Linked DNA regions of Homo sapiens: regions 2 and 3 are each linked to region 1. Evidence: chromatin loops called from intact Hi-C (ENCODE). Cell type or tissue: mammary epithelial cell. All regions are shown on one strand.

Evidence for each region. Hi-C counts contacts between places; a loop is a spot of excess contacts. Peaks named below come from ENCODE experiments on the same cell type or tissue, not always from the same donor. Only the 100,000 strongest peaks of a DNase experiment are listed, where the experiment ranks them.
Region 2: a loop joins it to region 1, with 9 times the contacts of the local background. A loop is called at or near these places in 40 of 110 quality-filtered maps.
Region 3: it touches region 1 in a loop (2.6-fold over the local background); 5 of 110 quality-filtered maps call a loop at or near these places.

Annotation. Positions count from the first base shown.
Region 1 is chr15:69,393,239-69,395,738 of GRCh38, forward strand. All of the region lies in intron 6 of PAQR5 (progestin and adipoQ receptor family member 5), which reads left to right. Among named protein-coding and RNA genes, the nearest start is that of KIF23, 20 kb to the right of the region's middle. In mammary epithelial cell, a CTCF peak has its summit at 1,550; no DNase peak of the experiment used is centred here; H3K27ac peaks cover 1,349 bases.
Region 2 is chr15:69,264,596-69,267,095 of GRCh38, forward strand. All of the region lies in intron 4 of GLCE (glucuronic acid epimerase), which reads left to right. Among named protein-coding and RNA genes, the nearest start is that of PAQR5-DT, 33 kb to the right of the region's middle. In mammary epithelial cell, a CTCF peak has its summit at 952 (motif pointing left); no DNase peak of the experiment used is centred here.
Region 3 is chr15:69,224,536-69,227,035 of GRCh38, forward strand. The region is part of intron 2 of GLCE (glucuronic acid epimerase); the gene reads left to right. Among named protein-coding and RNA genes, the nearest start is that of GLCE, 65 kb to the left of the region's middle. In mammary epithelial cell, a CTCF peak has its summit at 1,408; no DNase peak of the experiment used is centred here.

The sequences.
Region 1 (2,500 bases):
TTTGCTGCTCTTACAAGGCCTGTCCTCCCCTCTCTTCATTCCCTGTCTCTGCCTTTGGTGTCTGGAGAGTGAGAAAGCTGACTCGTGTGCAGAAGTGATGCTGGCCCTGAGTAATTTCAGAAGAAGTGGGTAGAGAGGAGGGTGTGGGTATCTGGAGGCCTGAATTTCAACCCTGCTCCCCCAGACTTGCTGTATGGCCTCAGGGCAGTCACTGTCCACTCTGGGCCTCAGGGTCTACGTCTTCAATGAGGGCATCTGAGACAATACCCTCTGGGTCCTCTCTGGTTTGGGCATCGTGCAATGTCGATGCCTTAGTGTCTTCTCCAAGCTTCCTTTCCCAGCTGTCTTCCTCCCCCAGGCTCCACCCCTGCCTCTCCCTCCTGCTCCATCCGGCTGCAGTTGGGCAGGAGCGGGAGAGAACCACCTTCCCCTCCAGGGAGGGGAAGACCTCCTGGGGGAGACCAGGAACCTCAGTATTTGCTTGACAGTTATCTGATGCTTGCCCGAAAATCAGGGTTGAAATGGCATTCGTTCCATTACAAGGCAGACCATTAAGGCCAATCTCAACATAGAGAGCTTTGTCGTCCCCTGAGTGGTTTTTGGTTCTTATTGTCATGGACTTTGGTTCAAATGAAAATGTTCCAGAAAACTGCCTTCTCATTCTGTAGCATTTGAGAGGGGAAATGAGAGAATGCGTGCCCTCTTCGTGGTTCTTGGAGCAAGGTGGGGGTGGCCGAGGCCCTGGCCTGCTCATGCCTGCACAGGAAACGGCTGCCACTCCCTTCAGGAATGTCAGTTACACAGCAAGTACTGTATGGACAAATCACTGTCCATCTCCTTCCAGTGCATCCAACCATTGATTGTTTTTTTTTTGTTTTTTGTTTTTTTTTTTTCAAAGAGCTGCTGAGTGAAAAACCTCCTGGTCAGAGCAGTGAGGGCGAGAGATTAATTTTCACCCATGAGCTCTGCTCTAAGGACAGCTTAGAGGCAGTTGCTGAGGCAGTTCAGAGGGGTGGAGCTGACCTGGAAGGGGTTTGAGGTCAGCGCTGGAGGTAGAAGGCTCAGCAGACATGGTTCTCAGACAGAGGCTTGGCCAGAGGATAAAGTGCTGCTATAGCCAGTTAGGGGCATGGGGAAATGTCTACATCCCTGCAGTTCTCCAAAATAAGACAACTCCTACACAATAAAACAACCATAACTACCGCCCCCATGTACACACACACGTGCACTCGTGCGTGCGCCTCTGCAATAGAATGATTTTTCCAAAGGCCCGCTAGTTTCAAGCCCTAGTTCCGGAATTCCAGTTGCCAATCCTTCCAGCTTTTTTGTCAGATTGTGTTGAATCGACCCTTTCTTAACGAAGGCTTCTCCCGTAACCCAGTGTGTCCTGCCAACCTCGTTCTGAGCAGAGACCTCACTTCCTCTATAGCAGCCCCTTAGCCCTCTGGTGCGGGACTGCCCTAAGCCCGAGCAGGCTGGGCTGTGGGGCCGCACGTGGGGCGCCTCTGAGGATGCTGCGGCTGTGGTTCTGCTCTGGCTGTGGCGACATCGCGTGGCCTAATGCGGAACTGCAACTTGGTAGCGGACGGCCCCTCTCCCGAGCTACTGGCCCTTCTGCCTTTTTCTCTCTGTTGCTGTCTCTCTTCTCTTCTGCTTTTTCTCCTTCTCTTTTCCCTCTAGACCCGGCTTTGCAGCTGGAGAGGCTGGTCCGTTTGCCCCTGGGGAAACACTTTATCAGGCCGAGCGAAATGTTGTCTCAAGTCACAGAAAATCCATGCTTTGGGGGATGGCCTTCGCCAGCCACAGCCAGATTTCTTCGCGTGTAAGTGGCCACAGGGGCCCTTTAAGAGCGAGCCTCTCAACCTGGAGACGGCAGGCGGTGGCAGGGCACAGGGCAGGAGGGGGCGGCCTGCCGCGGCAGGGCAGGGTCTGCCGGAGGACTAAGAAGGCCGGTGAGGCAGATACCTGGCTCTCGGGATAGCAGGAGTGTGTGCCCTCTGCTCCAGGGGCAGAGCGGGCAGGGAAGGGTGAAGGCCGGGCGGGGTCTGAGTCTGCGCAGCCTACTGCCTGAGACAGAGGGGGTGACACTTGGGGGCCAGAAAGCCCAGGGTTTAAATCCTAGCTCTGCTTCTTATTGGCTCATCTGACTTCAGGCAAATCACCCAGAACCTATTTGTTCCCTCCTGTTCCTATTATCTGGACCAACATAGATACAAGGTGGGGATGGGGAGAGAATGGAGCTCCACGATGCATGTGTTTTTAAAAGCTGCTGTTTAGTCTGTGCGACTGTGCCATGCACAGTTCTAAACACCTCGGGAGCATCGTTTCATCAAATCCATACAACGAGGCTGTGACAAGGCACAGTCATTGTCCCTGTGTTACACATGAGGATCAGGAGGTACACAAAGGTTAGTGACCTGCCGAGGTCACGTGGTTGTGAAGGGCAGGGTCAGGATTTGAACCCAGTGTGTCCCAATCAAGCTCTCCACATAAAATCACA
Region 2 (2,500 bases), 130 kb before region 1:
TTTTTTGAGGAACCTCCATACTGTTTCCTAATGACTATGCCAATTTACATTCCCACCCAAAGTGCGCAAGGGTTTCCCTTTCTCCATATCCTCACCAGTACTTCTTATCTCTTCCCTTTTTTATGATAGTCATCCCAACAGGTGTAAGGTGATGATATATCATTGTGGTTTTGCTTTGCATTTATTTCCCTCGTGATTAATGATGTTGAGCACCTTTTTATATACCTTTTGGCCACTCGTGTCTTCTTTGAAAAAGTGTCTATTCAGATCATTTGCTTATTTTTTAATCAGATTTTTTTTTGCTATTTGTATAAGTTCCTGATAGATTTTGGATATTAACCTCTTATCAGATATATGTTTGTACATATTCTCTCCTATTCTATAGGTTGCTTTTCATTTTGTTGATTGTTTCCCTTGCTGTGCAAAAGCTTTTTAGTTTGATGTAGTCCCACTTGTTTTTCTGTGCCCCTTTTGCTTGTACATTTGATGTCAAATCTAAACAATCATTGCTAAGACCAATGTCAAAAGTATTCTTAAATGTTGATCATCCTTTATTGCCTAAAGTGCATATATATGTGTCACATATACCAAAAATAAACAGTTATAGTAACTACTGGGAATAACTGGTTAGGAGAGGATGGGTCATGGCTTTCAAACAATAAAAAAAAAACAAAACTTTCTATTAGATTTGAAGGAGGAATCTTCAGATAGCCTAGTACCTCCAGTAGAGCTCAGAACCTTACCTGGTACATTGCCAAACTGGTTTCCACCATCCCATTTGCTCCCATTCAGGTCCTCGTGAATGATGCCAGGAGGTTATTTAACGTCCTCTGTATATCTATAAAATGGGAATTAAATGATTTGTAAGATTGTTGTGAAGATTATAATTGTTGGTTGGTTAATTTAAATTGAGGATTGTGACTTCTGTCACTTCTCCTAGATGACTCAGTAACACCCTCTGCTGGTGTTAAGGTCTTAGGAAAATTAATACATTGGCTTTTTAAAAGGTTACATCCCTTGACATCGTTCATTACTGAGTTCTTTGGACTGGTTTGTCATATGAAGATATAAGGTGACTGATTAAACCATGTCATTTCATTAAATTTGTGTAAATAAAATTGTAATTCTGGGAGGAAATGGGTACTCTTCCAGCTTCCGAAATTCTGGGAGGAAATGGGTACTTTTCCAGCTTCCTCACACTTGGACTTCTAAAGATGGGTCATTGTTATCCAGTTTGGCCAGAATAGACGTCATAGTTAATAATCCCATCTGATGAGAATGAAAAAATAAGCACTCAAGATAGTCTGCTCCACTGAATATAATTTAATCTTGAGTGGTTCATAAGTCAGTTCAGAATCCTGCAGTGTTTCAGGGATGTTGTCCTGAACTTCAGATCCCATTTTACTATAGATGCAGAAAAATGCTAGTTAAGAGAGAGAGTACATGTTGACATTTTGCCAGATAAGATGGATTTTTTACTGTATTAGAAGTTTACTTCTGCAATCAGTTTTTCTATTAAGTTACTCAGAGCATTGTTTGATGCATAAGTCTATGAGGATGTTCTCATTCTTGATACAACTTTCAGAATTGTCTGTTCCATCCAATGAAGTAATTAAGAGCCTTGGGACAAATATAACCATACTGCTTGAGTCCAGTGTTGCAAGAGTTAAATGATCAACTCAGCATACTGACACCCTCCAAGTATACACTATCATCAGTTCACATTCCTTTTTCCCTTTCTTTTTTTTTTTAAGAGACAGAGTCTCATTCTGTCACCCAGAACAAGAGTGGTGTGATCATAGCTTACTTCAGCCTTAAACTCCTGGGCTCAAGCAGTCCTCCCACGTTGGCCTCCCAAGTACCTAGGACTACACATGCCACTGCACTTGGCTATTGTATTATATTTTTTGTAGAGTTAGGGTCTCGCTTTCTTGCCCAGACTGGTCTCAAGCTCCTCGCTTCAAGCAGTCCTCCTGCCTTGGCCTCCGAAACTGCTGAGTGTGACCAGTTGTGCCTGGCCCAGTTCACATTTCTGATCTTTGCTCCTGGTGACACACTAAAGATTTTTTCAAGGATTCTGCAAAGCATAGATCTGCTTCTATGGCTGCATCTAAGAGAACCTTTCTATTGAATATTCTCATAAGAATACCATCTCCAATATCATTTGTCTTTTTCACAGTCTGAACCTGAGTCCGGGAAACCTGGATTCTAGTCCCTGCTCTACAACTAATTAGCTTTTGGCATTGGGCAAACCATTTAACCTTGCAAAGCCTACATATCTTCACCTCTAAAATGGAGATGTAATATAATAATTCCTGCCCTACCAGCTTCAGAAGATTAAGTATCAAGTGAGATAATACATGTGAATGCGTTTTGGACATTTAAGCTGTGAAAAGATCAAGATAGGAAGATTTCCCTTTAATATTTTAAAATTTGTACTACGTATATTTTTGTTGTTCTTATTCTTGCTGCTGCTACTGCTATTTTAATATGCTCAGTT
Region 3 (2,500 bases), 170 kb before region 1:
AGGTGCAACAACAATGGCTGGCAGCCTCTTTGACTACACCCATGTGATCTTTGGCAACAATCAGTGATCAGAGTACAGATCTCCATACCTGGAGGACAAGGTCCTTTTTGCCTACGTGGGCTCCTGCAAGCTGAGTACAAACTGCTCCAGGAGCACATGCACAGCTGCCTGCCAGGGAGCTAGGAGTGGAGGATGGCTTGCTGCAACAGTGTTAAGAGCTGAAAATGACCCAAATTAATGCACTTTATCATTTAGTCCTTCTCTTGGAAGTTGCAAGCCTTCAGTGGACTACAGAGTTCCAAGATAATTACTTTAGACAGATTCTGCCAGTGCAGTTGTTGTCTAAGTTGGGAGACAGATTCCTGGTGGTTCCTACTTTGTCATCTTTCTTGAATCCCTCTGTGATTTCTTATGGCAGAAATTATGTTAATAGTAAACTCAACATAAGTGATATAGTTTTTTGGTTCCTAATAAATCAGATTTTTGTTTTTTGTGTTTAGAATGGCAGCCCAAGATAACTATGCTGGTGGTTCTATGGCTTATGGTGCTACATATACCCATAGTGATATAATATGTCTAAAAAGGTATGATTATTGGTATTAGGAATAAAAGCTTCATTAGCCAAATATTTTAAAGCTTTTTTTTTTTCTTTTTTGCAGGGCAGAGGTGGAGAGGGGTTAGATTATTTCATCTGCCCTACAGTTGGCATAATAAAGAGTAAGCCCTTAGTTTTGGGAATGTATGCAGTAAGCTAGGCATCCTTGCGTCGGCTGTCATAGAAGTCCCTGTCCTCTTAGTCTTCAGTAAACATTAGGATATACCAGGACTTATATTCTGTACCACAGAGTTCAGCATTCAATTAAATATGGTCTTATATCATAGTCTAAATAATTTGTTAATAATTATAAGGTTTTGAGGGGCAGTTGTTATGCCTCTTGTTTGTACACACAGTGCCTAGTAGGTATTCAGTAAACACTTGTTGATTAGGTTATCATGTATAAGCAATAATTTTTTTGTGGAATAATGAAGGTCTTGAAACTTGAGTAGACATTAGACTGAAAGTATGCACAACTTCCTGTAAATTATGTGTAAATTTGTAGATTTGAACTTTGACTTGCATACTAAGGATTCTTTTACTGATTTCAGAGTGGTAGTGCTGATATTTCCTAACATTTACTGAGTACTCTCTCTGTGCCTGGCATCGATCTAAACAATTTATGTACATTAACTCATTTAATACTACATTATGAAGTATTCTTTAAATCCATATGGTATATGAGGAAACTAAGATATAAACAAGTTAAACTTTTTCTTAAATACACAGAGTTAATAAGTGATAGAGCCAGGATTCAAACCCAGAAAAAAACAGCTAAAAGCCTACATCCTTAACTTCTATGTTATACTGCCTCCCAGTGTTACATATATGACGTTTCCAATTTTTATTGGACTTAAGGGCCTAAATTCATCAAACCTCCCTCCTCTAAACACATACACGTGTGCACGCATGCACAGACACACACACACACACACACACACACAGACACACACACACCTATTTTAATCTTTTGTTATTAGATACAGTTATTAGACCATCTTGGGATCATGGCGTTTTCTGTAACTTAAACTACCTACCTTTAGGTGAATTGAGTTAGAATTGAGTATTTGACACAAATATTACTTCTATTCCAGATTATGAACATTTCAAAACTCTATTTCATAAGTAATAAACATGATTTTGGCAATATTCCAAACACTGCTGTTGTTGGAAGTGTTAGGTTAGATAGAATTCTGAGTACTTTATTAAGTTAAATAGACACTGACAAAGGAATATTTTTATAAAGATCTGATAAGCCTTCTGGTCTGTATAAACCCTGTCTGTCCTACAAGTGTACAAATGTAGAAGATAGCAAAATCTGAGAAATATTATAGTCAATTAGTCACTCCTAAAATGTAGCGTTTTTACTTTGTCCATAGTGTTTATTGCAAAACAGCATAGGAATAATGGAGTCTTAAGAGTAAAGCTCAGTTGCCAAATAGGAAAGCTTATACTAAAATGGATTCCAATTTCTTAGTGAAAATCAAAACTTGATTGCATAGAAAGTATAAGAATTTCATGTTCATGCACATCCCTGATCCATAAATCAGGACTTTTAATATAGATTTCATATCTTCAGCCAGAGTGAGCTTGCTTGCTTGCCTTTTTTTTTTTTTTTTTTTTTTTTTTTTGAGACCTAATCTTGCTCTTGTCACCCAGGCTGGAGTGCAGTGGCGTGATCTCGGCTCACTGCAACCTCCGCCTCCCAGGTTCAAGCGATTTTCCTGCCTCAGCCTCCTGAGTAGCTGGGATTACAGGCGCCCACCACCACACTCAGCTAATTTTTGTGCTTTTAGTAGAGATAGGGTTTCGCCATGTTGGCCAGGCTGGTCTCGACCTCCTGACCTCAGATGATCCACCTGCCTCGGCCTCCCAAAGTGCTGGAATTACAGGCGTGAGCCACCA